Regions from separate parts of the Mus musculus genome. Here regions 1, 2, 4, 5 and 6 are each linked to region 3. Evidence: chromatin loops called from intact Hi-C (ENCODE). Cell type or tissue: heart. All regions are shown on one strand.

Region 1 (5,000 bases), 240 kb before region 3:
ACGCCCCCTCCTGCTGCAGGGGGGTCGTGAGCTGTCTGGAGGAGAGAAGGAGGCAGGGGTGAGGGGCTCCTGGGGTGACTTTGCAAGACTTTGCCCAAGGGAAGGGGTGGGTGGGGATCTCCTCTAGCCGGCTCTTGTGCCCCGACACCGGGGTGTATGTTCTGCCAGCAGAGGTAGGCAGTGTTCGCGTAGGCGCAGGGTGCCAAGGGGAGCTCCGGGTGGGAAAATGAAGGCAAGAGGGTTCTGGGATCTGGGGAGCGGCGCCCCCTTTTCTATCTGTGCCTGGGAAGTTTATCTCAAGTGCGCCGCTCCAAGCGCGGCAAGTGGCGCTTCTTACTCTTTCCCCCTACCCCCGAGTCCCCCCCCGGGCTCCGGCTCGCAACGCTGGGTACTGGCTCCGACCGCTCTGCTGTCGGCTGAAGCTCGCCCTGGATCTGGGGAAAAGTTCCGGGGGAGTTGTGGCGGCTACTGTGTGCGCGGAGAGAGAAGTTGCGCCCGGGGACTTGGGACGCTGGGTTGGCAGGCCCGATTGCGGGTGGAGCGGTGAGCTCCGGCGCCGGAGGTGGGGGCTCTCTCTAGGGATAGGAGAGGATTGGACGGGGTCTGTGACCCTAGGTGGGCTGAGGAGGACCTCGGGGGTTTAGCGTGTGGAGAGGACATGGGGCTGAAATCGGCTCCTGGCAGAGGACAGGAGCATGTAGGGGCACAGGGGACAGTGAAGGGGAGATGACTGGGCCACCAGGACTCTTGGGTCGACCTTCACTATACAGGAGCGTCAAGTGGTAACTGACGGAGTGGGACTCTGAGGGGTGCGCGGGAATCAGGGGACCCTGCCAGACAGACCCTCAGCCGTGGACCTCCCGGGACAGGGGGCTGAGTCGTGCGCCCGGGGTGAGCCGGCCGGGCGGAGCGGCGGCCGGTTTATTTTTACTCGGTGGCATTTGCAGAATGTGCAGCTGATGACCGTCGGCCGCCAGGAAGTTTTGCTTTCTGTTCTTTCTCTCTCTTTTCGAAGCCAGCGCGACCCGGAGCGGGAGAAGCCGGGGAGCAAGGCCTGGGAGGGGAGGGGGCGGCCTCCTAGGGTGGAGAGATTCGACCAGGGGAGCACTGGGGCTGCGGGCGGGGGTGCCCGGGCGCGGGCGGGCGCTGGGCGGCCGAGAAGCGGTTGAGCGAATGTCTGTCCCCAGCGTTTGGACTCTACTCTGAGAGGGGAACAGGTGTATGCGCCGTCAATCACAGCGGGAGGGACACTTTGGGGGCGTAGATTAAGATCATAATAATAGATTTTTCTCTAGGGGGTGGGCACAGATTCTTCTTCCAAGTCTTCCCCGACCGGGGTCCCCGAGCTGGGGGAGGAGAGGAGTGAGGCCAGGGACCGCTTCTCCCCGCAGACAAGTTTCTCCAGATTCAGCTTCGGCTTGCGAAGCCGGCCTGGGTGCGGCGAGGACCTCCATCCAGTCACGCTGGGAAGGGTGAAGATGTAGATGCCTGGGTGGAAGATGTGTTCCAGCAGGGATAATACCCCTCCTCCGAGCTGGAGCTCCCCTAAACCTGGCAGAATGTTGGGGAGACTGAGCGTGTACGTCGCTTCTCCAAAGGAGTGTGGGGGGCGCGGCCCTCGGTGTGTGTATCTGTCCAGCTAACGCTTAATACAGTCACAGAGGTTGGGGGTGGGATGGGGTAAAGTAGTCTCCGGACAAAGTTGGTAAATTTAGGCCGCCTCCAAGCTGGTATGGGCGCGCGGTGAGAGCGCACAAGGGAACTGGAAAACAGATCGTCTGGTAACGTTGGTGACCACCCCCCCCCCCCCGCCCAGAGCGCGCGCGCGTACACACACACACACACACACACACACACACACACACACACACACACACACACACACACACACACACACACACGCCGCCATGCTAAAGGGAGCTGTCCCGGCTGAGCAGGAGCAGCTGCGCCAGGCGTGGGGCGGGGGATAGTTGGTCCCCCGGGGCTGCGCCCTGACTGCACTCCACGTGCCCGGAGGGGGCGCTGGGCAGATCCGCGCCCAAGCGCAAAGCTCTTAGCTTGAGCCCCAGTGGCGGCCGAGCGGTGCGTCCCGGGCGGTCCTTGCACCCCGCACTGTATCGCGCAATTGGAACCACTTTCACACTTCCCAAACTTTGGCTTTTTGTGCTTCGCCCCTCACTGCAACTCCCAGACCCTTTCCTGGACCGAGAAGGGGAATTTTCTTCCACCTCTGGCAGCGTCCAGCGTCAGTCTTCACGGAACCTAGCGTATCCGAAAGACACCCCCTCACCCCATCTTGTTAGCCACCTTAGAGGCGGTTAACGAGGGTTTATGGGGAATATTGTTGAACTTCAGTAATCAGGTTTCCAGCGATCTTATGCCTCCTGTTTAATTTATTAGACTAGTTATTTATTCTGTTGATGATAATCTGTTGCTGGTTTCTATGGAGATGTTAAACTGATCTCTTTCAGAAATCAAACTCCATATGCACTAAAACGTTTAAAGAGCCAGTGCCTCCCTCTTCCCCTCCGCCTTGCCCTTTTTGTTTTATTTTGTTTTTAGACTTTGCACCTTCGTGTCTTGCTCTGAGTATCAACTCATTTTATTTCCTTCTGACGAAGGAAAGGAGCCCGGGGGACTCCCGCTTCGTGGCAAGTACAGCTTATTATGGCTAACAGAAAGAGAAGGCTTTGATCCCCAAGTTGCGTCACCATTTAAAGCAGGATCATCTCACCACCGAGCCCTCCCCCCCCCCATCATAGAAGAGCAAAATTCTTTCAAGATCAAAGGGGCCAATCTGAAAAAAAAAAAACTATTGTTTAAAAAAATAGGAAAGTCTGTTACATAGGCGCCTCCCCCTTTATATCTGCTCCCCTTGTGCTTAATGATTTTTTTTGAATAAGAAAAACAAAACGCAACCCATCTCTCATTCTTATTAATAGTTTATCTTGCCCCCCCCTTAATTTAAAAAGAAGTTCAAAGTTAGATTTCTCTGCCTGTGGGGGTTGAGGTATATTTACTTTCTTTGAGATCCTGACCATCTGTTTTTGGGAATTTCGCCTCTGGGAAGAAGGAAAAGGTTTTCAGTCAAAGCTAATAGGATACTGCAATTTTCCCTCTTTTGGGAAGTTGTCACCCCAAAATTTTAACTCCTAGCTTTTTTCTTGCTTTTTGAGAGTATTACTGACCTGTGGTTGGTGTTTAAAAGTATATCAACTTTTTCTCCTTCTCAGTTTAGGGTGTGTGTGTGTGTGTGTGTGTGTGTGTGTGTGTGTGGTGGTCATGGTTAGGGGGAGTCAGTGAATTAAGAAAATAAGGCAGAAAAAAAAACCATCTTGATTGGTGACATCCTGAAAAAAAAATGCAAACCTTCTCTAGCTCCAATATTTATCACGCTGACAGATATGATACAAAGCGATTGCATTTCGTAATGATCCTTAGGGACTAAGTTGTAGGTAAAACCATTTAATGCATTTTTAATATTAAAATAAGACCCAGGCTCCATTTTCTTGGAGGTAGGGGGAATGGAGGTCCCCTACAGAGTTTGTGCTTTTGGAATAGGCTGGTTAGCTTTTTCAACTGCAGCCCCCCCTTACATTTCCATTTACTTTGGGGGGGGGCATGAACCACACACAGGGCATTTGACTTTCATAAATAAATTTATATCTGGCCAGAAGGCCCAATACTAAATAAGAGCTCACTTAAAAAAAAAAAAAAAAAACACCAAGACTTTACCCCTGCTAGGAGAAAACAAACAAGCAATACATGCCCCCCCCCCCAAGTCTTATTTTGCAGGCGGGTGGAGCCCTTGTTGCTTTTCAGCTCACGGGAGAGGGGAGGGGGAAGCCAACCCTGCTATTTCCCTCTTTGCTATATTTTAAATTTTTGTTTGATTTGGATTGCAAACAGAGCAGAGGCTTAGGGGTAAAAAGAGCACTGTGGCTTTAAACTCAGGAGTTTGCATATTCTCCTTGTATCTTTCCCCTTTGCTAATTATTGTGTTGTTTTCAGAGCAAATATGTCATATCCATGGCGACCGGGCAGGTTTATTGTCTTTCTGAAGCAATAGCTCACATAAGTAATTAATGACTTTCTTTTTTTTCCTCTGGCTTAGGTTAAACAGATCATTCAAGGAAAGTCATCTCTCTCTCTCTCTCTCTCTCTCTCTCTCTCTCTCCTCTCTCTTGTTTGTCTTTTTTTCTTTTTTCTTTTTTTTTTTTAAAGCTCAGTAACATAAGAACATGAGTTAGAACAAGAAAATACTTTTAGCTAAAAAGTCAACAGTTTATTTTGCTCAGCTTTTTTCCTTTAGAAGCTGAAATGTCAGCTTCAGACCTGGGCACTGCCATCTCCCACCCCTGCGTAGAGCAATCCCTGCGTGGGCTGGCAGCCTCCTGAAGGTTGTACACAGGGAGGCCTGGAGGTGTGAGCACTGGGGGTGGGGGCTGAGGACATTTGCTTTTGAGGCTTGGGGGGGGGGATAGCAGTCCAAAATGAGTATTTTTTCCTGTATTTAGCAAAATTTAATTAAATTGTTTACAGGAAAGAATTAATGACTTGGTAGTGATGTGCTCACACCGGGCTAGCTGCCTTCTTTTTTTCCCTCAGTCTGGCTAATTAGAAGGACCAAGTTTTCTCTTCCTGTCCACCTTCAGCATCCTCTGGCACTCTTAAGCACTTTCTCTTAAGCACTTTTTTACTGTAAAAGTAGGTTTTGGAATCTTTTCTGGTTATTTTTCCAACATGATGGTAGAGTTTGGGTTTTTCTTTCTCGCCCCCCCCCACCTCCCCCTCTTTCTTTCTTTCTCCTTTAGACTTCCAACTTGAAGCTGGTTCCTTCTCAGGAATCAACAGCTCTGACTGATTGGAACTCAGATACAGTAACTTTGTTTTCCTTGGTGGGGGGAGAGGGCCCTTTCAGCGTGTGATTGCCTGATGACAAAGCTCCCTAAGGCACACTGTGACAGTGTGAGGAAGGTGGAGACCGTCCTTTCTCTTTC
Region 2 (5,000 bases), 78 kb before region 3:
GGCGGTCTCTCCCGTTCCCTACCCCACTGCGGATGCGCCAAGGCTCCACCACCATGTGACCTGTCGAGGCCTGTGACTACTATGTCCCTGATTCCTAGCAGAGCAATGGTTCATGGGACAGACGAGTTAGAGGATTCCAGACAGCTCTGCACAGGTGCCAGCAAGGGACAGAGCCTCCTGCCTGGGACAGGTGGCTCTCTTGCCTGCCTTGAGGTTTAGATTCCCAGCTCCCACTTAGTAAACAAGTTCATAAGGAAAAGAGCCACCTCTGCCACAACAGGTCCCAGCTAATCTGGGCCATCACTGGGGCAGCAGGTACCGAGTGCCACCCGTGTGGAGTCGATAACAGGGGAGGTAGCAGGGGTCCCGGGAGCCACAGTAATTACAGACTCTCTTGACCCTGCATCGGATTCTTCGAAGGAAGGGGGGAAAAATTACTGAAAACCCCCCTGAAAACCTCATAGAAGCAGAAATTAAAAATGAACTTTACAGCCCTTAGAAAGGCTGTCATTTTATTCCCCTTATTAATATTCTGAGGTTGGGAGCCTTTCCGTAAAAACATAATTAATTGAGGCCGCGCCGACAGTAAACAAGCAATTTCAAATTAAACCGAAATGACGGCGGCTTCATTTGCAAATGTGAACAGATTCTCAGAGCAGATAAATGAAGTCACCACAGAGTGGAGACGAGGGAGAGGGAGGGGCCGAGAAGGGGCTGCGTTAGGACGCTTTGAGGGGTGACTTGATGGAGTCATTAATCTTTACCTGTCTGGGCCACGGTGCCACTCAGTTCCGAGAGACTCGCTGCCATCCTCTCCAGCTGCTTTCTGTCCTCTCGGCCTCCCAGGATGAGGGGCAGCAGGTACCTCTGCAAGAAGTGGTCAGGTGAGGAGGTGGCCAACACCGGTCTCTCAGATCCCACCTCCCTGCTTGCCCTCATCTTCTGCAGGTTACCCCACAGAAGAGCTGCACTCTCCACACTAGAAACAAAGTGCTTGAAAAAGTTACAAGCCTGAGATCCCGGCCTGGTAAGAACTTCCACCTGAACAGGGACCAAGACCAGAAGGAAGTGAGCCTCCAGGTGGGGCTGGGGGCAAGCAGCGTCTCTGAGCTAACTCCCCAGCCTTGGGAAGTCCTCCCTGTGTGAGGGAGGCCTTATTACTTTCTCTTACTTCCCTTAGATACCTCACATTCCTGTGAGGCTTTTAGATTCTATTTCAAAAGTTCTAAGCAGAGACTGCAGAAAGATGTTCCAGAAACGGACCCTATGGTGGCTCCTGGGGAGGAGAGCTAGGCAGCTTCTCACCGCACCCTTTCTGAATCTTTCACACTTCAACTCTGCGAAGGAAACAAACCGCCTCAGCGATCCAGAAACAGTATTAGGTTTGAGTAAACACAGCATTACTGGAGAAACCAGAGGAAAATCAACAGACGCCCGGGATCGTTCATCTTCCATGGTAGGGTAAGGCATGCACAGGGAAAGCACCCTACAGCAGGAGGTGCGCACTTCACAAAGAGAGCCAGGACAGCCTATATCCTCCCAGAACCCAAAGGTGGGGCCGAGGGAAAGGGACACAGAAAGCCAAAGCTGGTGACTGCAAAGCCACCAAACAAGGGTCCTGGAACCAGCCTCTCCATCATTAGGAAGGCGAGGGCACACCTGTAGGGCTTGGGACGCTGATGTACAACAAGGGCTGAGGTAGAGTTGTTAGGTCCCCAGTCGAGGGGGCACAGTCCACTCCAACCCTAGAGCACACTACTCAGCTAACCACAGGAGCCTGGCAGGTGCTGCCCAGAGGGAACGTAGGGTCCCAGACAGGTCAAAGAGGGACTGTTCTCCACTGCCGGTTGGCTCTGTGCTAGGGAAGAGAAGCAGGTCTCTCAGGGGTTTGTGGGAGAACTCATTTCAGGAGAGACTCAGAGTGAGCTTGTCATTTAGCACATGCACAGAAGCAGTTTCTATTTCGCAAAGTGCTTTGCAGCCACAATGTGAGTTATTACCCACAACTGAGCGAAACTCATCAACTGCAGCCTGACGCTTCCAAAGTATAAAAGTCAAGAAATTCTCAGCTGTATAACCAGCGACCCCCATCCCTGAGGCCAGAGCCCGTGAGCGGGAAGTGTTGCCGCTGATCTGGCTAAGTCTGTGTTTGTGCAAAGCAAGACAGCTCCACTTTTCTATACTTAAAGAATACTACTAACATGCTGAAGACACGACACCATTGTGACCAACATTTCAATGTTTCCTTTCTTTGTAAAACACAGGCTGGTGGCCAGAGCTCCATGGAAACAGATGACAATCTCTGTCATATCTGAACCAAGGTGCCACACCTCCTGTTCTGTGGGGTTGCCACTGTGATGAGACACTTGTGAGCTGCTCACAGGACCCTGGTACTTGTGAACTCTGCTGGTACCTGTCTGCAGCTAGTGGGCTAAGAAAGGCTGCCCCACACAGGCTCCACAGACGCTCAGGGGGGAGTTCCAGGCCTGACAACAATTTGCTTCTGAATTCCTGCACAGGCATTTCTTATTTTGGCATCAGGCACTATCCTGAAGAGTTACATTCTGCCACAACTCTGTCATTAGCTATTGTAGGAAGTAAAAAACTAAGAATCTAAGGTTTAAACAAGGTTTAAATACATTTCATGTGCTCAAAGATACACTGCAAGCCTGGGAATTCAGTAGAGTCCTTTAAAGAAGAAAAAAGAGAAAAAGAAAAGAAAAGAAAAACAGTCACTAAATGCAGGCTGGATTAGTGGGAGGCGTCAGTGGAGAACATGACTTCTCTCCAGGGTAAGCAGGCCTAAATGTGGGGCCATCCAGGCTGTGCATCTTGTAGATTAGTTTCTCCAAAGCAAGGACAGGCCTTTCCACTGGTATTGGGAGGAAATGTTGGTTCAGTGCCTTTAGTTCTGCTGTGAGCATCGTGAGCTACGAGCTCTTGAGGGCTCGCTGACTCAAAAGGCCCAGGGAAACTCCCACATTTATACAGATGCTACCACAGTCCACAGAAAACAAGAAGTGTGCTTCCTGAGCCAGTTGTAAATACCAGGGTGGAACAAGGGCATCTATGGGGCTTCCCACGTGCCAGCAGGCAGGGAGCCAACACTGCTCCAGCACTATTCCAGGACTGACTCCTGGCCTTCCCTGAAACCCTGAGGCCAGTTCTGCAGATGCTGGAAGCCATCACATGGAGAAGATGCACTCATACTCCTGACCTGTGCTCCCGCTCTGCCTTCAGTGTGCTCAGACTATTGCTGGAGCAGCTGGGCAAACCCATTAAAATCAAAGCCTCTGTTGGTGCTCACTGCCTCTGTTCCTTTTCTGAGTATCGTACTCACAGTACCGACTGATATGGGCAGGCACACTTTCACAACACTGCAAAGTCGGACTATCTGTCTCAGGAACATCTTATGGATGGAGCTGTACTCTGGGACAGAGTCAGGTTCAACACATATAGCTAGGCTCTGATGTGCAAGCCCGTAACGACTAAATCGCTCTGCTTCTGCAATCTGCATGTTTCTCAGTGGTGCCAGGCACTGCTCTAAATACTTGAGCCAGCCGGCCATCAGGTCATACTGCGGGTGGGAGTCAGGGTGGCGAGGTGAAGCAGCAGTGCTGTGTGCATTCATGTCTCTCCTGCTGTGCTCCCTGCTTCCACCACAGCCGCTGTGCTCTGAATGCCTGTGTACATAATAAGCCAGGGGCCAGGAGGGAGGACAGAGGAGGGAGGAGGGAGGAATACCAAAGGGTGGCAGGGCATAACATGGTGGCCCTGAGAGGCCACTTACCTTGTAGAGTTGGTGAAAGCCAAATGCAATTCCTGCCATGATGATAGCCAAGGCACCATAATCTCGCCATCGGGAGCCTCTGGGGCCTGGGGTAGAAAGGAAGGAAGAAGAAACTAGAACAGGTCTCTGCCCAGGAGTGTCGCAGCGGACAGGCCAGTGAGACACACAGCTGCAGAAAGCACGTGACCATCAGAACATCAGGGCTCGGCTCTGCCCTCTCTTCTTTCCAAGGTCCCAGAACTGTCTGCCTCACTTGAGATGGAAGTGATCTGACCGTGAGATGCTGGGAAGAGGTATCCAGCTGTGAGCCTAGTGCCCAGCCATGGAGGTCAGAAGGCAGAGGGGACAGAAGGACCTTTGGCCTGGCCTCATGAGATCAAGGAACAGGATCATTCTAGAGGCCGGTTAGTGTGCGCACACCACATGGAGGACAAACCAGGGGTCAATGATAAACCTGGGCCTCTCTGCTCTGCTCATTCCTTAGGCTATGAAGACACAAGTCTGCCAAGGACCAAGGCTTGTCTCCTGGAGGCAGAGTGAGTGGGGTGGAGAAGACAGGCCAGGGGCCTGGAGCCCTTGCCCTCCACAGTGGGAAGTAACACGGTTGCAACTCTATTCTAGGAGAGCACTGGCAAGCCCTGGTGGGCACACCCTTCCAAGGGCTGCAGAGGCCAAGGGAGCTTTAGAAGGAGAACTTCTAAATTTGCCATTTGGTTGAGGATCTGGAATGAGCATCTAATGCCCACCGCAGGGCAGGCTCCAGTTCACACCGACCAGCACATGTAGGCCCGTGCAACATTTATTGTGTTTCCTTTCTCCAACTGTGTTCTGAAAACTGTAAACAGAAAAATCCAGAAAAAAAACAGCCCAGAGGCCTTGGAGTGTACAGCACGCTAAGCAGCAGGATGGATGGAATCTCAGCCATGCGCTCTGACCCCCCCCACCCCACCCCCAGGACAGCGCATCCACGCCGACATGCTACTTGCCCTTCATGTACTGATCACCATCTCAGCTCTCTCTCAGACTGTCTTAGTATCTCACTGCAGAGTCTAAGTGAGCCTTATTTCACTTAACAATGGCCTCAAAGCATAAGGGCAGAGACATTGATAATTTGAATCTGCCTAAGAAAAGCCAAGTGTTTCCCTTAAGAGGAAAAAGTGAAAGTTCTCTGTAAGGAAAAAAAATATGCTGGGCTGCCAAAGATCAGCCA
Region 3 (5,000 bases):
CTTTCCTTAAAGTGGCTGCAGAGAGGGATGATGGAGTGCTCTGCCATTAGTAATTCATTTAAGGAAAACGTGGGGGATATAGCAAAGAACAGCATAAACGAGCGAATCCAATTTAAACATCAGGTAAAGTAGAAAACACCTTTTAAAAAAGCAAGATAAATGAATTTGGAAGGGAGATGAAATTGACGTATTTATTTTAACGGGAATTTGACAAAGTCCCGGCACACTTCAAACTTGCAAAAATATGAACAATTTCTTTTAAAGTTTCCACTCACTAATTTCAAGTCATATAAAATAATACTGCCAAACACCTACATAAAGTGTTTTTGAGGCTTGTTTATGTTCCCCTTGATCTTTGTCTGAAAATGCAGGCGACAGGCAAATCACATATTTAACAGCATCGATATCACTACACCAGATGCAAAAATATAAAGCACCCAAACTAATAGCCTCAACGTAATGTGCTGAATAAGATACCCAGCTACACAGCTATGTGTAAGTGTGAGCACACAAACCTCTCTCCTCCTTTCTCTAATTATTTCTCCAACCACTCTTCACTCCCCCCCCACACACACACACAAAACACTAGCACACTGACAGGGTGGGGGCGGGGAGGGTGGTAAAGAACTTTGTCTGATCTAGAATTTTATAGCCCTGTGATTCATGTGTTGATGGTAAAAGATATCCCAAAACTCCTTACCCATAATGCAAAGGTCTTCCCCACTACACTAACTGTCCAGGTGCTCAGTCTGGGTCTCCTGTCGGGCACTTTTCATTAACTTCATGGACAGTTCAACTGACTTCCCTCTCAAAGGTCCAACACACACAGCGTGCTTTGGTTGGACTCAATGAGTTTGTGGCCTATCCTGGGTTATCATTTGATTTTCTAATTAGAGGATGAATGTGACTATTCATGGGTTATATTTGTGCCCAACTAAATTACATAAATTCAGGCCAAATCTTCGTCTCAATGTCAAAGATGTAAAACGGAGCTGGGAACTTTACTGCACATGCTGTGGGAGTGCGGGAGCCACGGAGAAGCCAGGCACAACACTCCTGATGCCATTGCTGGGCCGCTTGCTGTGGAGTCCAGTCCCCAACTCTTAGACTGACTGAGTTCTTAATGAGTGCACCTCAAATTAGCAGTAGCTAGTTTGATTTTTAAAATTCAAGATGAACTCTGAAAACAATCAGAAGCAAAGTTTCTCATTTCCCCCATTGTCCCAAAAGGCAAAACAAAGGAACTCTGCCACCCACCAACTCCAGGGTTTTAGGAAAGTTTGTCATTTTACTGCTTATCCTTTAAAGTGACAAGGACAGACAGACAGACAGACTCTCCTCTCTGCAGTCTTTGGTTAGGGTGGAGCCTGTGACAATCACTGAGAGAGGAAGTGGGGGAGGTTTCAGGCTGTAAAGCACCTCTGGATTAAAGGTGACTGGCCCCCTGAGCAGGATCTGTCTGTGAGACCAGGATCTGTGACCACGCCATGCGCTCTGGTGCTGCTGCTATGTGATACTGATACTCTGAGCAGGGTGCAGGGTAAGTAAAGCCTGGGGGAGGAGCCAGGATCCAGATAACCTTCACTGAGGAGACACTTCCTACGTGTCTGCCATTCTCCCACTAAAGACCCATCCGCTGTAATCTTCAGAACACAGGTTATTTTCTTCGTGAGGGGGACAGGAGACAGAGCCTGCCTAACAACAAACTCAGGGACTGAGGGAGTCTCAGGCACTCTGCACCTGACATGTAAGCCCTGATGCACTCTCTCTGGTGACACTTATTTGGAATGCCACCAACTCCAGCACCTCTGTGTACTACGCACACATCTATCTCCTAAAATGTGAGCATTCATTAGCCAGCTTAAAATATTAAAAAATATTCAAAAATTAATGACCTTAGCAACCCTTAAGCCACGTCCTTTTTAACCCAGAGAGATGGCACCTAGAGGGCAGGGGGAAATGACCAGCACACAGGCCTGAAACTCCACTCCAGTGCCCCATTGCTCCCACACTGCTCACAAGATTAAATTGCCTGTGAAAGGCTCCTCGATCCAGCTCTAAGGCAGACACCCAGGATCATGGTAACAGGCGCTAGAGCAGAGCCAGCTCCAGTTTTAACAAGGGCTGACTTTAAAAGCCGGGCAGTGCTGAGGAGAGAGCCTTCGTGAAGCAGAAATGTTGCGTTTTAGTAAGAAATCAGTACTCTGTCAGGAGTTCCTTGACAAATACGGTCATCCGTGGCACAAGGAAATAGTTGCAAAGCAGCTGTTAATCAGAGAAACACATCGGAGAACGCTGATGCTAGCACTCGTGAAAAAATGCAACGGGCTAATTATGAAGCCATATATCTCACTAAAGAGGCTGTGTGCCTTGAGATTCTAGGCAACGCACACTCAGATCCAGGGTCCTAGGACAACATAATTCTGGTTTTCTGCATCTCTGATCTATAGTTCACAGTGTTTGGCTCTCTATTCTTTCTCAATTCTTCACTCTTTCAGTTAGGACACAGGCTAGGAAGGGAAGGAAGCAGGGGCAAACGCAAGTCACATTCCAAGACACTGTAGGAACACATCTAAAAGATGACACACCTCAAGTCAAAGCAGAAGCAAAGTCTGTGAGCCTGCAAAAGAAAGGGAATGTGGGAACAGACAGCAGGTGCACCAACAGAGCCAACGTGTGGGAACTTCAATTTCCACGAGGAACCACAGCAATAAACAGAAAAATAGAAACAATGTATCGGGAAGTTAAAAGGAAAAAAGGGATCTTCCAGAGAGCTGCTTCCCCGGGTGTGAAATTCAATGCAGAAAAGCCAAGGGTCTCACAGCCAGGTACAGGAGGGAAAGTTAATATGCAGAGGAAGGCTCGGTCAGCCAAAATTCAATACGATTTGCTGCAAGGACGAGGAGGAACAGGCTCCCCGAAACCAGACGAGGGAGGGGGAGGGGCGCCACCGCACTCTCAGAGCAAAACCACTGGAATGGCAAGAGGGGAATAACCTTGAGGTGGACATGCAGTCAGGAAGCCAAGCACAGAGCCAAAGTGCCCCCTAGCAGGAGCCAGTGGCGACGCAGGCCAGAGGTGGCCGCTCACACAGCTAACAGAGGTGGCTAACTCACACAGCCCAAATTAAGTGTTTTCACTCTGGGAAAATGAAATGTTTTGCAAGATGAAACAGAATGAAAATTGAGGTTTTAGGTAATTACTAGTTGGCATTTACATATCACGGGCTGGTTCAACACCTATTCATTTTCCTCTTTTATTTAAAAAATTGCTCATTAAAAATGAACAGATGACAGTGACAGGGTTTTAGGACTTTTTTTTTTAATTCTTTCTCCTTCTCTAAGGGGTACAAAATCGAGAGGTACATTTTAGCCCATTTATCTACAAATTAGCACACAAGCGTGCACATGCAAGCATGGGTGCACACATTTATATTTAATTTATATTAAACGTGTAAAAAGGAAATAAAAGAAAGGAAAGTCTATCCACAAAACCCTGAAGTTCACGAACTAAAGACAGTTAACTGAACTTAGGAAGGGATGGATATCATCAAGTGCCCTGGTGCTCAAAGAGTCAAAGGAAGGGCTCTCCCTTTCAGCTGGGATCTCCTGGTTGTGGTCACTGTGCCCTTCCTATTGCTGAGATGGGTTCCAGCCCTGTAGTGATTATGTATGCATGTGAGCCCTAATTTCCTTTGTTTTCTTTTCCTTGCTCCTTTTGTTTTTCACATTAAAGAATAAAACACCTCTGTAGAAGCACAGAGGAAAGCTGGGCGTGGTGGCACATGCCTTTAATCCCAGCACTTGGGAGGCAGACAGATTTCTGAGTTCGAGGCCAGCCTGGTCTACAGAGTGAGTTCCAGGACAGCCAGGGCTACACAGAGACACATTGTCTCGAAAAACAAAAACAAAAAAACAACAAAAAAAAAACAAAAAAACAAAAAACAAAAAAAAAGAAGCAGCAGCAGCAGCAACAGCAGCAGAGAGGAGTTGACGTGATTCAACATAATATATTTTAGGGGCTATTGTGTAAATCTGTATTTAGGGGAGTCTAAAGCATGCATTATTGACCCCAGCCTCTCTTAAAACATTGATAAATGAAGTAAAAGCCTCTATGAAAAGTGGCAACTTTGCATGTGCAAAAACTACCTTTCAAAGTGAAATCTCTCTGTCATTCACATTTTCCCCCCCCTTGGCCCTAGTTAAAAATACTGCGAGAGTGACTCCCCGTCACATGCCAGTGTTTTGTTGTTTTATGGGAATAGTTCTTCCAGAGAGGAATGTGGCGGTAAACTATCTTAAACCACCCACACTACTTAGTACCAAGTGACAGTGGTCTCAGGGACCAGGTGACTTGGGAGAGATTTTCCTGCTCAGCAGAGGACTCTGGGCCAACTTACTGCACAGAGGCAGCTGGAGCCTGGGGCAGGCGAGCCGCGGGGCAGGGCTGCAGATGCTGCACACCACTGAGTGCCCTCACTGCAGAAGGAGCGGAACACGCCAGCCGGCTATAGAGGAAATGAAAACCCCGGCCTCTGGGCTGAGAAGATCAAAGTTCCTTTTTAGGAAAGGTTGAGAAGGAAAAGGATTTTCTCCTTTAGGCAGAAAGAAAAGCAAATTTAAATGCCTTGTCCCCACACATCCCCACCTGAATTTCCACAGCAACCCCTCTAATTTCTGATGCAGCCAACAAAGCAGTTACCCAAAGAGGGGAGAAAAAAAGGATGACATTTGCCTTTTCCTTGGCTTTGAAATCCGACTGGCAGCGGATTGTTTGAAGTCCTGTTTAGAGAGGAAACTGTAATAGCCTCCATACTGAAAAGAGGAGGGAAATGCCATTATACACGGATCACGGTAGCAGTGACCTCAGCAGAGAAGGCAAACGAGCTGGCTCTGAGCCGGAGGTCGGTGAGCTAGCATGCCAGGAACAGAAATAAAAGGTTTACGCGCCAGAACTGAGTGGTAGCAAGAGTCGGAGACTTGATCCCGGGAAGCACCAAC
Region 4 (5,000 bases), 140 kb before region 3:
TCGCGAGGCTGACGTGCGAGTTTCTCCGGCACACCCAGCCGCGCCGCCCGCGACTCCTTTCTTCTTCGAACTCCAATAGCCACAACAAAATGAGGGAAGTGGGGTGAGCAAGGGAAACACAACCCCTTCCACACCCGCCCCACCCGCAGCCCAAGGGCACCTCGGAAGGGAACGGCAGGAGCGCGCGCGCGCGCGCGTGCCGCAAAAAGTCTCGCACCTGCGCTCGCTCCCGCGCGGAAAAGTTTACGCGGGCGCGCTCAGGGTGGCCGACGGCCCCGAGCGGCCGAGGGGAGCCGGACGGTGCGCGCGCGCCCGCCCGCCCGCCCGCGGCGGGAGTTGGCGCCTGTGCGCGGGTGCCGGCTCCTCGCCTCGCTCGGGCGGGCGCACGACTCCTCCACACGAGCGAGCACACACACCTCACAGGCACACCAGCCTCTCCCTCCCTCGCACGCGACCCCGCGAGCGCCGGCCCCGCCTCCCTCTCCTCCCTGAGCTTTGGGAGAAGTCGCCGCCCGCCCTCCTCAGCCCGCCCGCCCCAGCCTGTGCGCTGGGAGCGCGGGCGCGCGCCCGCCCATTCACCTTCGCACCACTGCGAGGCGCGCGCGTGAGCGCGCGCGGGCGAGTCTGATCTTTCACCTGCCGGAGCCGCGCGCGCTCCCGGCGAGGGGCGGTGCCATGGCCACCCTGCCAATCACCTCGGCGCCTGGCAGCGCCCGGCCGCTCCCGCCCGCCCCGCTCCCTCCTGCCAAACTGTTACCCTGAGTGTTACCGTCAGGAGCAATGACATCAGGATTTTAAAACAACTTGTTATTCGGGGAGTAATCAGTTGCAATTAGGCATTAATTAAGTATTATGAAAGTTGATTATTTAAGTGAATTCGGCTTTCGACTCTCCGACTATGGTGAGTACCGGCAGCGGGCGGGGGAGGGCCGGGCCGGGCCGGAGCGGCGACCCCTGCGCGCTCGGGATGGGATGTGGGGGTGGGGGGCCCTCGGCCTGGCGGGCCCGATCCCCAGCCGAGCGACAGCCACGGGCAGTTTCTGTTTTAGTTGGTGGAACTCGGAGCTGCTGGGAGCGTGCGGGCCGGAGCGTGAGAGCGAGCGTGAGGCGCGGAGCAAACTTTCCCCGCCGCCGCCCTCCGGACCCGGCCCGGCCCTGCCCGGCCCGGCGCGCGTCCCCCAGCCCGGGATGCGCTCGGCCGGGCGGTGAGGGACAGCGGCCGGGCGGGCGGGGACAGGGGCCCGCGAGATACTAAACATTCTTCTCTCTTCTTTTCATGGCGTTTCTCGAAGAGTTTGGGACCAAGGAGCGGAGAATGGATCTTGGAACAGGTACGCGCGGTGGGAACCCACGGGGAGGCTCTTTCACTTTTCTTTCGGTTCTTTGACGGAAGTTAGTATTTTTAGCCCAATGAGCTAGCAGCTGAGCCGAGGGTACCGGACAGGCGCCAGGGGTCTGTGCCCATAGTCCCTGCTAGCCCTGTTTTCTGGATGGTGACATTGTTATTTGTCATTCGCATAGTGACTGTGACTAATTTGATGCTTGTCATTATGAAAGAACTGAGGGGACAGGGAGCTGGGGGCACCCAGAGAGAGAGAGAGAGTGGAGGATTTAGGGGTTTTTTGTGGGGGATTTTGTTCTGCGTGTTTTTTCTCTTGTGTTTTTTAGACACACTTTTCCCTTTGCAAAGATGTCTGTGTGTGTGTGTGTGTGTGTGTGTGTGGTGTGGTGTGGCTTATGGGGTGTGTGTTTTTATTTTTTTAGTGGGGGGTGGTTTAGTTTTTGAAAGCAGCGTCCTGTTGGGAAAGGTGGTTAGTCTGGTTTCGGGGCGACTGTCTCAAGGTAAAGGAATTTAATTTATTTGGGACAAGGCTGTGTCGGATGATCAAGCTGCTTATTACGGCTAATGAGTGTTTTTCACTTGAGAAGCTGTGGGCTGAGGTGGCTGTTATCAGTTCAAAGTAAGGGGCCCAGGACTCTCTCTCGCTCTTTCTTTCTCTCAGCCCCCTTTTAGCACCTACTTTGGGAGGCGACAGTAGGCCAAACCAAAGACTACATTTAGATATCTAGGTCTGGGGAGCCTGGCATGGGGCTAGCTAGGGTCTGGCTCCAGCTAGTGAGTGTTCCCTGGCCTGGGCAGAGTTTAGCCTGTGACTTTGCTTCTTTCTAGTTTTGATTTACTCTTGTTCGATAGTTCTCCTTGCACCTGAGCCTACAACCTGAGTCCAGCACGGCTTGGCTTAGTTCTGTGGTCTTCCCCCAGCCTCCTCTATCACAACTAACTTTGGGCCAGGACTCTCACACCCCAGGCTGTCAAAATCAGTGCTCTTCTTTAGTATCTTAAGAGAAAATTCAGTTGGTAATTCTTCAGAGGTGACCCCTGACCCCCACTGTTTCATTTGAGGAAGGAAAGGTAGTGGCATTAAGTGGTTTTTAGGGTTGTTTTTAGACTTGTCAAAGTTCGCTCATACTCCCATGGGACCCATACAGTGACAGCTGCCTCTCTGAGGCAGAGGGAGCAGGAGGCAGGAGAGGACAATCAGGAATGTGTGTTGTGGGGGTGGGGAACCTTCACAGAGTGGTTGGACTGTAGGGGACAGGTGTGCACTTGGCTAATGGGATGTAGTTGGAGGTCCTGGGGACATCTGTGCCCAGGAAGGGTACAACGCCCCCTGCTGGGCATATTTAGAAAGGTGTCTTGAAGCCATTGCTGCCACCCTGCCCCTCCCTGGCCTCCACCCCGCCGAGAACCAGCCCGCCTCCACCTCGAATCAGGTGTCTCTACACCACCCTTTCAGGACCCGCCCCCCTTTCTTCAGAAATGGGGCCCCCACCCATCCCAGCCAAGAAGCAGAACTCAGGGACAGGCCCAGTGTTTGGCACCACCCACTACCTGGCACAGGAGAGCCTACCAATGGGCCAGCACAAGGGACTGAGGTATTACTCAGCTGGAAGGCGGGCCCTGCTCTCTTCCTTCTGACCTAAGTGCCAACTGGAGCTGGCTCCCATCCTGCCATGCCCAGCCTCTCCTAGGAGGCAGGGTTCCATATCCCTTCTGGGGAATGTCATGATGGCAGGGCAGGAGGCAAGTGACAGAGCCTCCTGTGGCACCTTAAGGGCTCTGGGGAGACTTGCTGCTCTTCACACTCCAGGGACAGGCTCTGGAAACTTTTCCTAGAAGCCAGAAGGGCCAGGAAGTCAGCTGGAGCAGGGCACTCCCAGTGGGACCCAAGTCTGGACTCTGGCCACACAGAGAGGGAGGAAGGTCCACGGTATCAAAGTTCAGCTTCCTGGAGGAGTTGTCTGGTGATACCTCCTGTTTCTTCTCTGATCTTGGGAGTTTCACCTAATCTCAGAACTTCAGAAGAAAAGCACTTTCCCTCACTTCGCAAAAAAAGGGAAGCAGACCAGGACTCGGGCTGATCTGTTTTCCCTGAGTCCATCTCTGGGGCAGCTGTGTTCTCATCTTCAGGAGCTGAGAACATCTCCCTTGATCTCCCTTGACCTCCCTGATGCACAGGGACATGCCAGGGCTCATTGCTGGTGCAGTGCAGTGCCTAGCTCCCATCCTCTGGGAGCAGCCCTGGTAGCTCCAGCTAAGGGCCTCAGCAGAGAGTAAGCCGGTCAAAGAGTTGTCAGTACCAGAGACCTCCAACAAGTCCTGGATGATGGCTTAACTGTCCCCTCCACCCTTGGACATGTCTAGGTCCTGAAGCGCCCTGGCCATGAGTAATTCAGTGGCTGGGGAGGGCTGAGGTTTCTCAGGAGGGACAGAAGTATCTGAAGACCCTCAGGGGCCATGTGGACCTCTTTTCCCCCACCATAGTTCAGCCAAGGGCTGGATCAATCTGGACGTCTTTAGCAATAAAAAATGCCGATGTCGTCCTAATTCACCAGGCCCCGAGATGACAGCAAATTTACATTTTTTAATTAAACTAGCAGCCAGTTTTTATGAGAGGGGGTTGGGTTATGCAAATCAAATGGTTGTGTACGGAAGATTAGGAGAGTTTGGGAATAAATTCCACAAATGCTAATAAAAAAAAAAAGGGAAAGAGAGAGAGAGAGAGGGAGAGGGAGGGAGGAGAGAGGAAGAGAGGAGGACATGGTTCCATTAGGCCCTTTTAGAGTGATTTCCCAGGGGGAGGGTATAGAGAGGGTGAGGGGAGCAGGGAGGAAGCTTTCAGACACAGGTAGATCCATCCTGTACTTGGGAAGCTCCCTAGGACTAGCCCCCACCCCCACCCCAGGCTGATTTCTGGGCCTGAACACACCGGCGCCTGGGTAAGAAATGGCTATGCAAGAGCAGTGGCTATCTGACAACGCTTGTCCTTGATCATCTGGGATCTATTTCTAATGCCCCTCTTGAGAAGGGGAAGAGCTGTCCTGCAGAGGACCCAAGGTAGGCTGCTCTGGGTAATGGGTCAAATAGGCAAGAGAGCAGGCTCAAAGGGACAGCCATGGAACCCAGGAGGAGCTAGCTGGTGAGGGGCCGCAGTACCCACTAAAGCATTCCAGTTTCAGCCCTGTCATTCAGACAAGTCACTGGCAGGAGTGACTGAGCCAAAACTGTCTGTCCTACTGGGACTGCAGGCAAGGACCCTTCCTCTCAGGCAGACCCTCTCCTCCCATGTCATGGAGTCTTCAGGGATAGGGGTTCAGGGACGATGAGGCCGAGAGAGCTAGCAGGCCAGGAAACAGACTAAGGCCAGAAGGAGAATGGCGACAGACTCCCCCTAGTTTTGTCTTTCCCCCAAGGAGCAAAGAACTTGGCTCTCCACACTCAGCCCCTGCAGCCAGAGTATCGACATACAGGACCTCTGGGCGCCAAAGGTTCAGAGCCAGGTATTGCCCAAAGTGGAAGCGACTCTGAGGCCTCATAGCTCTGGGTACACTTTACCCAACATGCACCAGGGAATGGGAATGGTCTTGTGCCACTTTGGAAGGATTTCATGTTGGGTTGGGTAAAGCAGATCGCCCTCGATTTTCCTTCCTCCAGACTG
Region 5 (5,000 bases), 87 kb before region 3:
CTGGTGGCCAGCCGGTGAGCTGCAGGCCAAGGAGAGATGTCTCAGAGGAGGCGGACAGTACCCCTGAGGATGAGCCCGGAGGCTGTCTTTGGCCTCTGTGTGCACCTTCGTGGGCATGCACACACATAGAGAGCAAAGCACAGTTTAACCAGAAGCAGCCACCAAGCCACGGCAAGGGCAACAGCCCCGTGCCAGTGTGCCAGGTCGCAGTGGGGGTGGGGATGGACACTAGTGTGTTCTATGAATTCCCTGCTTAACTTTTCAATGTAGGGTGGGCTCGCTGGCTGTACGTCAAGGAGCGGCTGCACAGAAAGCCACGTCCACTGCTCTGTTTATGTGGGCTTTCTTCTCTATATCCTTTTGTTTTTCGAGACAGGGTTTCTCTGTGTAGCCCTGGCTGTCCCGGAACTCACTCTGTAGACCAGGCTGGCCTCAGCCTCCCAAGTGCTGGGATTAAAGGCGTGCACCACCACTGCCCAGCTTCTCTTTATCCTTTAAGGGTCTCTCTAGAGCTGGCTCCAACAGTCCTTGCTGTGGTGGCCCCTCAGGCAGCTGGACCATGCTACCGGACTCAACATCCCTAGCCCTTTAAAGTCTTTCCAGGTCTCACCACACAGCCAGAGGCAGCTCTAGGGATCTTAACCTCTTATGGGAGGACACCAACCTTAAAGCCTCCAATGAAAGCAAACTGAAGATTTGGTCATCATACAGGTAAGTCCCCCACAATGCAGGCTGAGCTCTCAGACTCATTTTGATGAAGAGTCTTAGGGTTATGCTCTGGGGCTGAGCTGTGCAGGCAGGGCTGTAGAAACAGCCCGCCTCCATGGCCGTATGTAATGTGTGCAGTAGCACAGGCATGAAGCAACCCTGAACTCAGCATGCTCCTGAGGTGACTATACAGTCTGTCTGTCTCTTCCTTCCCTGGGCTCCGAGCCAGTGTCTTCTCAAGTCTGGTTGGGTCCCAGAGTAAGTAGAGGGTATGAGGACCCCAGAGGACAGCCAGAGGCTGTTCTTCTATCAATGGGCAAGTTAGTCAGCACCAGGAGGGTTGCACTGTATACAAGATGAGCGAGCGAGACACATCACTAAACGAGTCTTAACTCAGTCGTCCGGGCAGAAGGTCCCTCTCTTCCCTCCCAAGTCACAAGTTTTTCCTAAATATATGTACCTATGCACACATACAACAGAGAAGCCTGATAGTTGAGACACAAACTTAGCAGTCCCTGGGCAACCCTTTTCCCTACCAACAGTACCCACGAAGCCCAAAGCAGGCTCCACACAAGCTCCAGATGTCCTCAAACCCCGCACTGCTTCCTCTTTGGGTGGCACCCCCCAATCTGGCCTTTCTGCCCTGCCCAAGGTAGTTCCAATGAGTCACCCGGTTCTGGGGGAGGCCTGAGTCTGAGGAGAGCTCATACAGGGGGGTCAAGACAGCTGGGCATGGCCTCCAAACACTGGGGTTCATCGTCTCCCAAACGACACTTTATAAAAAGACATCGTAATTGAGTTTGATAGTGCACTCCCTTCCAGAAAGGGCCTGACGGGCGGGCGCTGCCTGCTGCTCACTTCTGCCCCATTCCAAATATTTTTACCTTATTTGGATGAAATGCATTATTTTTCTAATGAAAGGCTTTTTTTTCAAAGGGCTGTTTCCCCCGTCCAGCAGCCGACTTTATTAGGCAGCCCTCACGCAGTTTTGGGGAGGGGCTTTCCTTTCCCTGAAGTCAAGCCAGAGTCCGTCCTCAAAAGCTGAACTCAGGTTTCTGTCCCTTCTCTTCTGAGCTTGAGCCCAGAACCTTCCAAGCTGGTAACGCCCAGGTGGGGAAGGCTCAGGGGCACAGACCTCCTCCAGGCCCAGCTCCTATGTCCCTAAGAAGCACAACATGACAGCACTTAGCACTCGCTGCCCCAGACCCCACTCTGGCTTCATTTCTGCCCCAGGGTCTCTGGCCCTCTAGACTTTTCTGGTTCTTTTTAGAAGGGACCTCAGAAGTTACAGCAGTACAGATGGTTACCGTACCAAAGACGGTAGCAACAGTGTTCCCTGGTGATCCACTCACTAGAGGGCACGGTCCGGCCCTCTGATGGCTCAGGTCTACACCCTGCCTGACACTGGGACTCCTTGAGGTTCCTGGGGGAGCAAGGTCTCCCAGCCATGTAGGCTGGTCATTCCAGGAGTGAGGAAACATGGTTTCCTTGGGGACGTCAGGGGGCAGGGACAGGAAAAAGAATGATGGCAGGGAAGCGCCTGTCAGGGTGCTGCCTCTCTCTAGGACGAGGAGGCTAGAGATGCAGACCTAGGATTCATGGGAGATGATACAGGAAGACCTGAGACAGAGAAAGGGGGGTGTGTGGGGGGAAGATATCTTCTGGGACAAAGCGGCCCACGGTCACCCCCTCAGCCATGCTGGTGTGTAGGTCTCCCCTCCTTTCCCAGACAGTGAGAGGCAGAGGCCATTGGAGCCTCTGGAGGGGCAGCAGTGGCCTCTACCAGGCACTCTCCACTTCCCAGGCCCCCATCCGCATGAGGCGCATGACCGGAAACTCCATGGCTCCAGGCATGGCCAGCCCTGGTGGACAGAGTAGAGACTGTCCCTTGGAAGGCACTCCTCCTGCCCCCCAGCTTTCTGGTCACAGCTCAGCACGCTGTGAAGGTTAAAGGGAGACAGGGCGGGCTTGAGCGACTCGGCAGAGTAGACAGGCTCCTGGGGAATGTGCATCCATTTAAGGAAGGCAGCTCATCCTGCAGCACCAGGTCTATATACAGTAACGAGTCCCTTCCCTCCTGCTCTCGGGGGAATGTCGCCCTCCACAGACACCAGCGCGAGGAAGGAGCCCCTCCAGTTGTAGGTGAGTGCCTCCGACAGGTCCCTCAGGGCCCAGCTCTGGTAGTTACCTGGTGGAGCTTTAGCTGAGACCCACCTCCGAGGCACGGGCTAGCAGACGAGGTCAGAGCCAGGAATTAAATATGGCAACTCGTATTTATTACAATTATGTACAGTCATATCTTATATTCTGAAATCTATACATGATCACATAAATGAACATGTGTTTCTCAGTGGGAAGGTCAGACATGGCTGTTGGTCAGGAAGGCCCTGCTGCCTGGCTCCACCAGGAGGGAGAAGCACGCCTCACCACCGAGGAGCTAAACCACGACACAGCAAGCGAGACGTCTTGTGTGATACAGAGGACAGCAGGGCAGGTGGGGTGGGGACAGGTGCCCAAGAGCAGCATCTGTCAGCCAGGACTTTGGAAGGCTGGGTCCTAGGAGGCCCGCAAGATGAAGAGCAGGCCCAGGGCCCTGGCTTTTGGAACAGGCAAAGAAGAAGCCACAAGCCAGGCCAGGGCACAGTGGGAGAGACAGCAAGACCACAGGGGCCATAGTTTCCCTGCACTGAGGTGACAGAGGCAGGAGATGACATGAGCTCTGGCCATGCATGGTGCCAGGTGGTCAAGATACTCGGAGGATACACCTTGACAAGACACCTGTCAGGGAGGGGGCGAGGCAGCAGGGGCGTTGAGTGCAGAGCTCCTGAGTTCTCTGCCTGGCTTGTGGACAGCCAGAGCCGCTGGGGCTGGCTGGGGCTGGCTGGGGCTGGGCCGTGTTTGGGAGGCTGGTGAACAGAAATGCAGCCCACACTGCTGCGCTGAAGGGCAGCCCCACCCCTACCTGGGCTTCCGCCCAGTCGTGGAGGCAGAGCCGCAGCCCTTGCCCACCTGCCTCTGATGTCCCGGGGCACTGGGAAGGCGGGCAGCCAAGTGCCAGCCCTAGTCTCGCTCAGTCTCATTGCTGGCACCTTCCGGCCGCCGCAGCTTCTCTACCTGCTCATTGATCTGCCCATCGCCGCCCCGTCGGTCCTCCCTCTGCACCCCAAGGACGTCCTCCTCATCCACATGGCTGACGTCATCATCCTCATCGTCCTCATCCTCCTTGTCCTCCCTCTTCTCCTCCTCACCCTGCACCTCCATCCTCACCTGGCCCTTGACATCTAGCACCCCTTCACCCTCTTCCTGGGGACCCAGCAGGTGGTATGTGGCCGTGGAGCCCTCCGGGCTGTGGCTGTCCTTCCCAGGAGAGGATGACGTAGACTCGTTGCTGACAGGGGAGATGTCACTGCTGCTGTGGTGGTTGACAGCCGCAGGGCTGGAGGGTGATGAAGACTTCACTGGGATCTGCCAGGAGGGGATCTTCGGGGCCGACGGGGAAGGAGGGAACTGTCTCCTAGCAGTGGACAAGGAAAAAGAAAAGCAGGTAGAGGTTGGTGACAGCACCTGGCTCCAGTGCCACACATCCCCTTGGTCCCTGATCCCTGAACACTCAAGCGATGGCAGCAGTTTCTCCAGGGTCACGAGGCAGGGCCCACTGGAGGCCCCATCAGCCAAGCTAGTGTGTCTACCAGAAGTGTTCAGTGCTGCCCGATGCCCTAACGCAGCCTCGCCCACCCCAGGGCAGGACCTACCCACCTTGGCAACTGTTGGTCTGCCAGCAGGGGGCCCAACACGCTCTGGAGTTGCCCCACCCACATTCAATATTGTCCCTACTCCTCTCCTGTGGCCAGATGGGGACAAGGAGGCAAAAGAGGACCAAGGCTGGGAACCCGGGAGCCCCTGGCTAATGTGCCCATAATCTCAGCCAAGGACAGCAGTGGGGAACCCTGGCTACTGTCATTCAGACCTCTGAGCCCAAACTTTGACCAAGCAAAAGCCAGCTCTGCTGGGCCCTCAGCCAGCAGCCAGCCAGACTGAAGCCCATTCCAGGACAGACCTGGGAAGTTGGGTCAACATGGTCATGGCTCAGAAGTGCAGCTCTATAACATGAAGTCCTGTTTCTGCAAAGGCCAAGAGGACAAGTCCTGTTCCTGCCCAGGGCTGTGCCACCTACCAGCACTGGTCACACAGTCAGCCTTCAACCCCAGAGCCCACCCGGTGGCACACGCACATCCGGGCCTGCACCACACACACACAAGCAGCTCAGTTTGCGGTTTCCTTGGTTTCAGGGT
Region 6 (5,000 bases), 130 kb before region 3:
TGAGACAGGCTCCTTGCAGGGGAGGTGTTAACAAACAGCAGGTGATTAAACATGACAAGCGGTGACATTTCTGTTCAGGGTTCTCAGTCCCAGCAAAGCCAAGAATGAAGCTATAAACCCTGACATTTTGTGTTATGCACTGAGAGGATTTTAATAGACCTCGTTCCCTCTTCTCCAGTCCTCCTCTTCTCTCCCTCTTCACCACCCCCATCACATCCAGTGTCCCACAGAGCACCCCTCCATTCCATTTTGCCTGACTTTCAGGAGCCATCTGGGCTGTATGGGTCTCTGTACCTGCAGGTCCTGGCCAGATGCCCCCCTCCCCACACCTTCTTGGTTTTGATCTTTCCTGTTGTCCCTCTTCAAACCCCCCTTGCCTCCCTCCACCGTCCACTTTCTCACCTCCTTTTTTTGGGTCCTGATCTCACAGCCTGTCCCTTAGCTGCGGCTGTCCCAGTTGTCAGGGACAGCAGGTGGCTGTCCTTGTGCTCTTTGTGCTCATAACATTTCCAGACAGACTTGAGAGCGGGTGTAGGGAGTTTGTGGGGCTTGGTATGGGCTCTCCCCCATCTTTCTTTTTTAATCTCCTTTTCTCCTTTTTGGGACAAGGACAAGGCAGAGGGAGAAAATTGCTCTACGCTGCAAACAGTTGCTGGGTTTATTCAGAAAGGACTGACCAGCAACAGTTGTTCCTCTTACAGAGAAATGCAGGAACAACTGGGGCCTTCTTTGTTCTCTGGGCAGAGTCCTGTGAAGGGCATTTGGAGGTGAGCCTGGGGCTAAAGAGGGCAAGACACTCACAGTGTCAATTGAGTCCCACCCAGGGAGTCCCCACCCCAGCAAGCAGGAAAGGTTTTTAGAGCTAGGCAGGGTCTGGTTAAGAAGTCAGGCCACACCCTGGGTCCTCCGCTCAGCCCTAGTCAACGCAAGAAGCTCTTAGCGGTCTGTGTTCATTTCAGTAAATATTTATTGGACAGACACTGTGCTGAACAGTAGTTCCGTCCTGTAGATCTCTTGGTCAAATGAGGTGGATGGAGGAGTTGTTACTGTAGAGGGCCTACAAACAAGAACAGGGGTCAGAGATGAGGACCAGAGGAGGGGATGATCTAGAGGGCGTCTCACAAATGATATGGTCACTAGGGCCCCTGAAGGATGCCTAGGAGAAGGGAGGCCAGGCCTAGGATTGAGGTTGGACCCTCTGCGTAGCGGTCAGTGTTCTGGAGGCCTGGGGTATACTGTGTAGCCTCACGGTACTACCTGGCATGGAGGAGAGTTTGAGCTGTGTCATCCCACAGTAGGTGTCTCTAGGACTCAGAACCTATTTTCTTATCTACCCTTCCACCTCTGCCCAGCTGGGCCAGGCACGATGGTCTGGGTAAAGTGGGAATGAAGCTCACCCCAGTTCAGTGGACAGAGAGCCGCAAGAAGTGGGCGGATGCCCATAGACTGTGGCTGTGCAGCCTCTTCTGTCTCTGTCCTTGGGGTGATGAGTCACAGGTAAGGAGGTAAGAGAGACATACAGGCTCGTGTGATGGGCCCAGTGCAGGAAGCAAAGGAACCAGGGCAGCCTTGTGTCACCTTCCTTGCCTGTCACTCAGCAGGATCAGGTAACCTCCAGGAGCCCCCTGAACTCACTCATGTTGCTGCTTCTCTCTCGGTGGTTGGGAAGCGGCGCACAGTGTGTCCTTGTTAGCCTACAGGCTTCCCAAGAGACTTCAGATGGTCCTCTAGGATCCTGAGGGCCAGGTTGAGCAGTGCCAATAGGGACTCAAGATGCATCTGAGAAGCTCGGAGAAGCATCTGAGAAGGAGGGTTGTTTGGACCTGTGTGGATTAGAGGAGGACCAGAGGGGAGCAGATGGGGGGGGGGGTCCTAAGATGCAGGCTCCAAGTTCAGCCGCTCATCCATCAGGAGCTGGCCTCACATCCTGGTGTTAGACGGCCACAGCCACACCAGTAGCCAAGGGCGAACTCTAGGGCCTGTTGTCTGGAAGGGTCTCACACAACCCACGGGGCACCTTTTTCTTTACTGGTTTGCCTCTGCCCAGGAGCTGTGCTGGCACACTGTCCCAGTGTCACATTGGTTCTCTAAAGGAGATCAGGCTGGTTTGCCACCCCAAGAAGAGCTAGGGGGTACAAGGCAGACTTCATACATCACTGACTCCTTTTCCCCACCCCACCCTGCCATTCTGACAGGCTTACTCCAGGTCCGCCTTGACACCAGCCCGTTTGCTCACTTCCCAGAGTCTAGCTGGAACTGTGTAGACCCCCTGAACTGTCATCACTTGACAACTTGGCTGGGGGTCATGGTAGTGAGAGGAGGGGAGAGGAGTCCTGGAGCCCAGGCTTGGCCTACTGCCCCCGAAGGTCCAGAGCCAGGTTTTATTATAATCCCCACATCCTGTTGCAGATCCTTAATCAGCTGGATCCCAGGTTGGGCTGGACCCTGTGGTGTCACTCAGGGCTGTAGCATAGAAAACCTGAAGTGGAGTTTCAGGAGCTGGGGTTGGGGTTATGAGGATAAGGCAGGTGGCAGGGAGGAGAAGGGAGCCGGCCAGCCGAGCACAGGATGTGGACAGAGCCCAGACCCACCACCCACCAACCAGGCTGGGGGAGGAGAAGCAGCTGCTGCAAACTGGGAACTGGCTGGGAGGTGGGGGGGTGGGGGTGGGGGCAAGACACCGCTAGTCTGTGGGGGCTGCCGTGCTGCCTTGTGCCACGGAGACAGCTGGCCCTACAGTCGCTCTGGCAGTGGGCAGTAGCCCTAGCCAGGAGTTGGTAGAGGGAACCCTGGGTGATGTTGGTTCCAGTGTCTATACGGACAGGCTAAACTCCAAGAGTTGGAGTGTTCTTGCTCTGCCAAGAGCTCCTTGGAGGGCAGAGGGCCCAGAGTTAGGAGTCTGGGTAGCCAGGGCCTGAAGCTCTGTTGAGAGGCAGCTGGTAAGGGGAGAACCCTGGGATCAGCTGTTTCTTTCCATAGAGGCAAACCTCCACGTCTACCTGGCCTCTAGTTCAGCCTAGCCCCAATGCCTCCACATGAAGTCTGGGGACGATCTAGGGGACAGTGAGGACACCCCACCTGAACCCTCAGTCTACGGTGTCATGGTAGAAAGGATGAGGGGACATGCAGAAGGCAGCCATAGCCGGAGAATGGAAGGCAGAGTGGGCTGTCTGGCGGCGGGTGGGCAGACGGGTGTCTGTCCTGCCAGGGGCCCGGGCTGGCTCTGTCGACAGCCTCTTTTCTATATGGAAATGAAGAATTTAGGCTAATGGAGCTCAACCATCTCTAATTTTGCGATGGCAGGAGGATTTTGATTGAAAGTAATTAAGCAAGCTAGCTGTAAAATTAATTAAAGCAAAAGGGGGGGATTTTTTATTGGATTGGATAGCGATATAGCGTCTGTCAGGCGGGGGACGGATGGGGGTGACCTGAATCCTCTGCCCTCCCCCCTCCCACTCGGGACGTTTATGTCACTTTAATCTCCTTACAGCGGCTGCTGTGCATTTGTTTGAAATAATCAAGGAAATATGGTCAGAAATTGTCAGCTTTCAGATCTAATTTACCTGACGGCCCCTGCGCAAGCCAGCGAGGCCTGGGGAGTGAGCAGGCGTGAGCGGTGGGGGAGCCGAGTGGGCTCCAAACACACTGGGCTCCTCAGCCCACACCCCGGGGCCCAGGCACCCTCCAAGGGGGAGGGAGGGTACTCCTAGGTGGGGCGGGGTGAGGCGGGGGGCGGGGGCTCCTTTCTGGAACAGGCACCCCCCCACACCCACCTGCTGCCTCATCCCCACACTAACCAGCTTTAGGGTTTAGGGAATATAGGATTAGGGAGGGGTGATTGTAATTCCTTATTCCAGATGGCTGACAACTGCTAAACCCATCCACCAGGGCCACGGTTTTAAAAATACTCCTAAATTAGTCCCCTCATGTCCTCCTCACTGTCGGTAAAGGGATTGAGGCAGTAGGCCACAGAGATGGTGAGGAGGTGCTGCCGACTGTCACAAGCTGCCTCCTCACCTCTTCTGGGGCTATGCCTATGACCCAGGCTCTGTCTGTCCCAGGCCCTTTTCCTGATTCCTAGATAGTTCTTGCCCTACTTCCCTTCCACAGCACAGCCAGCCCCAAAGGATTGTGGGAACACAGTCCCGGCAACAGGAAGGCCCCTTCCACAGTCTCGTCATTGTCAGTGGATAAACCAGGACAGAGCCCTTGTAGATCTAGGGTGCTGGACTTCCTACCCTGTACCCTGTACCCCAGAAGTTCTGCTTAGAGCTGTTGCAGTTCTTGGAGGGGTGGAAGAGTGTGAGACCTGATACTCCCAGCAGGGAACTTCTGCGGGGACCAAGGAGAGACTCAGGGACAGTTAGTGTCCAAGGTTGTGGAAGGTCCCTTAAGCAGAAGGGGGCCTGGTATCTTCTGGGCAAGAGAGAAATTGGGTCCCTTGCTCTGTCTGATCCTGGGCAGAGACTGACCCTGGCTTTCAGCAAAATCCCCTTAGGCCTTGGCCTTGTAGTTCTGAAGTTTGGTGCAGATCTAAAAAGCCTCCATCTTGGTAGCTATTCTCTAGTGTGGGAGGGCACATGGCTTCCCTCCATCAGAGATCTCCTTGTCCAGCTGACACTCCATGCCTGTGCCCCTGGGGGCAGACAGCAGGTTGAGGGTTCTAGAAACAGTTCTAGCTTGTCCACTGTAGAGCATACTCAATAGAAGGGCTCTTCCCCGCCTGCCTTCCTTGGTGCTACCCAGACACTCTCTGCCTTGTCCCCTACCAGTGTTCCCCTACCCTGGAGGTGCCACACACCCCCACGCCCCCAGCACAGCTCTGGGGCAGGGTGACTCAGGATGCGTCCACCAGCAGTAAGGGAGTGTGAGCACCTTGCCAGCCAATGGAGGGCAGCAGCTGAGGGCTGGGGGACCATCACCTGCCCTCTTTGAGCTCTGTCTGCTCCAGCCTCTGCTCTCCCCCTTATGAGTTACTGGGAGTGGGGAAGGGTTGGGGA

The links. Hi-C counts contacts between places; a loop is a spot of excess contacts. Peaks named below come from ENCODE experiments on the same cell type or tissue, not always from the same donor. Only the 100,000 strongest peaks of a DNase experiment are listed, where the experiment ranks them.
Region 1: a loop joins it to region 3, with 2.2 times the contacts of the local background. A loop is called at or near these places in 6 of 42 quality-filtered maps.
Region 2: it touches region 3 in a loop (1.9-fold over the local background); 4 of 42 quality-filtered maps call a loop at or near these places.
Region 4: a loop joins it to region 3, with 2.1 times the contacts of the local background. A loop is called at or near these places in 6 of 42 quality-filtered maps.
Region 5: a loop joins it to region 3, with 2.1 times the contacts of the local background. A loop is called at or near these places in 4 of 42 quality-filtered maps.
Region 6: a loop joins it to region 3, with 1.8 times the contacts of the local background. A loop is called at or near these places in 6 of 42 quality-filtered maps.

The regions. Positions count from the first base shown.
Region 1 is chr4:148,804,991-148,809,990 of GRCm38, forward strand. All of the region lies in intron 1 of Casz1 (castor zinc finger 1), which reads left to right. Among named protein-coding and RNA genes, the nearest start is that of Casz1, 3.1 kb to the left of the region's middle. In heart, a CTCF peak has its summit at 2,026 (motif pointing right); DNase peaks (open chromatin) are centred at 981, 1,181, 1,541, 1,976 and 1 weaker place; H3K4me3 peaks cover 2,801 bases; H3K27ac peaks cover 2,984 bases; H3K27me3 peaks cover 653 bases.
Region 2 is chr4:148,966,760-148,971,759 of GRCm38, forward strand. It overlaps Pex14 (peroxisomal biogenesis factor 14), which reads right to left. Exons shown (of 9, transcript NM_019781.3): 5 at 3,791-3,876; 6 at 765-867. Gm17029 (a long non-coding RNA gene) reads left to right here. Exons shown (of 3, transcript XR_003955167.1): 2 at 1-5,000. Among named protein-coding and RNA genes, the nearest start is that of Gm17029, 9.1 kb to the left of the region's middle. In heart, no CTCF peak of the experiment used is centred here; a DNase peak (open chromatin) is centred at 3,092; H3K27ac peaks cover 2,832 bases.
Region 3 is chr4:149,044,562-149,049,561 of GRCm38, forward strand. The region is part of intron 2 of Pex14 (peroxisomal biogenesis factor 14); the gene reads right to left. Among named protein-coding and RNA genes, the nearest start is that of Gm42351, 37 kb to the left of the region's middle. In heart, a CTCF peak has its summit at 3,053; DNase peaks (open chromatin) are centred at 2,980, 4,480 and 4,924; H3K4me3 peaks cover 972 bases; H3K27ac peaks cover 3,236 bases.
Region 4 is chr4:148,900,413-148,905,412 of GRCm38, forward strand. Casz1 (castor zinc finger 1) reads left to right here. Exons shown (of 21, transcript NM_001159344.1): 4 at 1,293-1,331. The coding sequence starts at 1,316. Among named protein-coding and RNA genes, the nearest start is that of Gm15969, 15 kb to the right of the region's middle. In heart, CTCF peaks have their summits at 2,667 (motif pointing left) and 2,866; DNase peaks (open chromatin) are centred at 499, 2,849 and 2,989; H3K4me3 peaks cover 3,020 bases; H3K27ac peaks cover 4,159 bases; H3K27me3 peaks cover 280 bases.
Region 5 is chr4:148,957,573-148,962,572 of GRCm38, forward strand. Pex14 (peroxisomal biogenesis factor 14) reads right to left here. Exons shown (of 9, transcript NM_019781.3): 9 at 2,963-4,222. The coding sequence ends at 3,769. It overlaps Gm17029 (a long non-coding RNA gene), which reads left to right and starts at 2,592. Exons shown (of 3, transcript XR_003955167.1): 1 at 2,592-2,850. In heart, CTCF peaks have their summits at 2,578 and 4,468 (motif pointing right); a DNase peak (open chromatin) is centred at 2,649; H3K4me3 peaks cover 1,447 bases; H3K27ac peaks cover 4,498 bases.
Region 6 is chr4:148,912,562-148,917,561 of GRCm38, forward strand. The region is part of intron 4 of Casz1 (castor zinc finger 1); the gene reads left to right. It overlaps Gm15969 (a long non-coding RNA gene), which reads right to left. Exons shown (of 3, transcript XR_003955174.1): 2 at 1,636-1,823; 3 at 1,009-1,057. Among named protein-coding and RNA genes, the nearest start is that of Gm15969, 2.8 kb to the right of the region's middle. In heart, no CTCF peak of the experiment used is centred here; a DNase peak (open chromatin) is centred at 2,470; H3K27ac peaks cover 4,720 bases.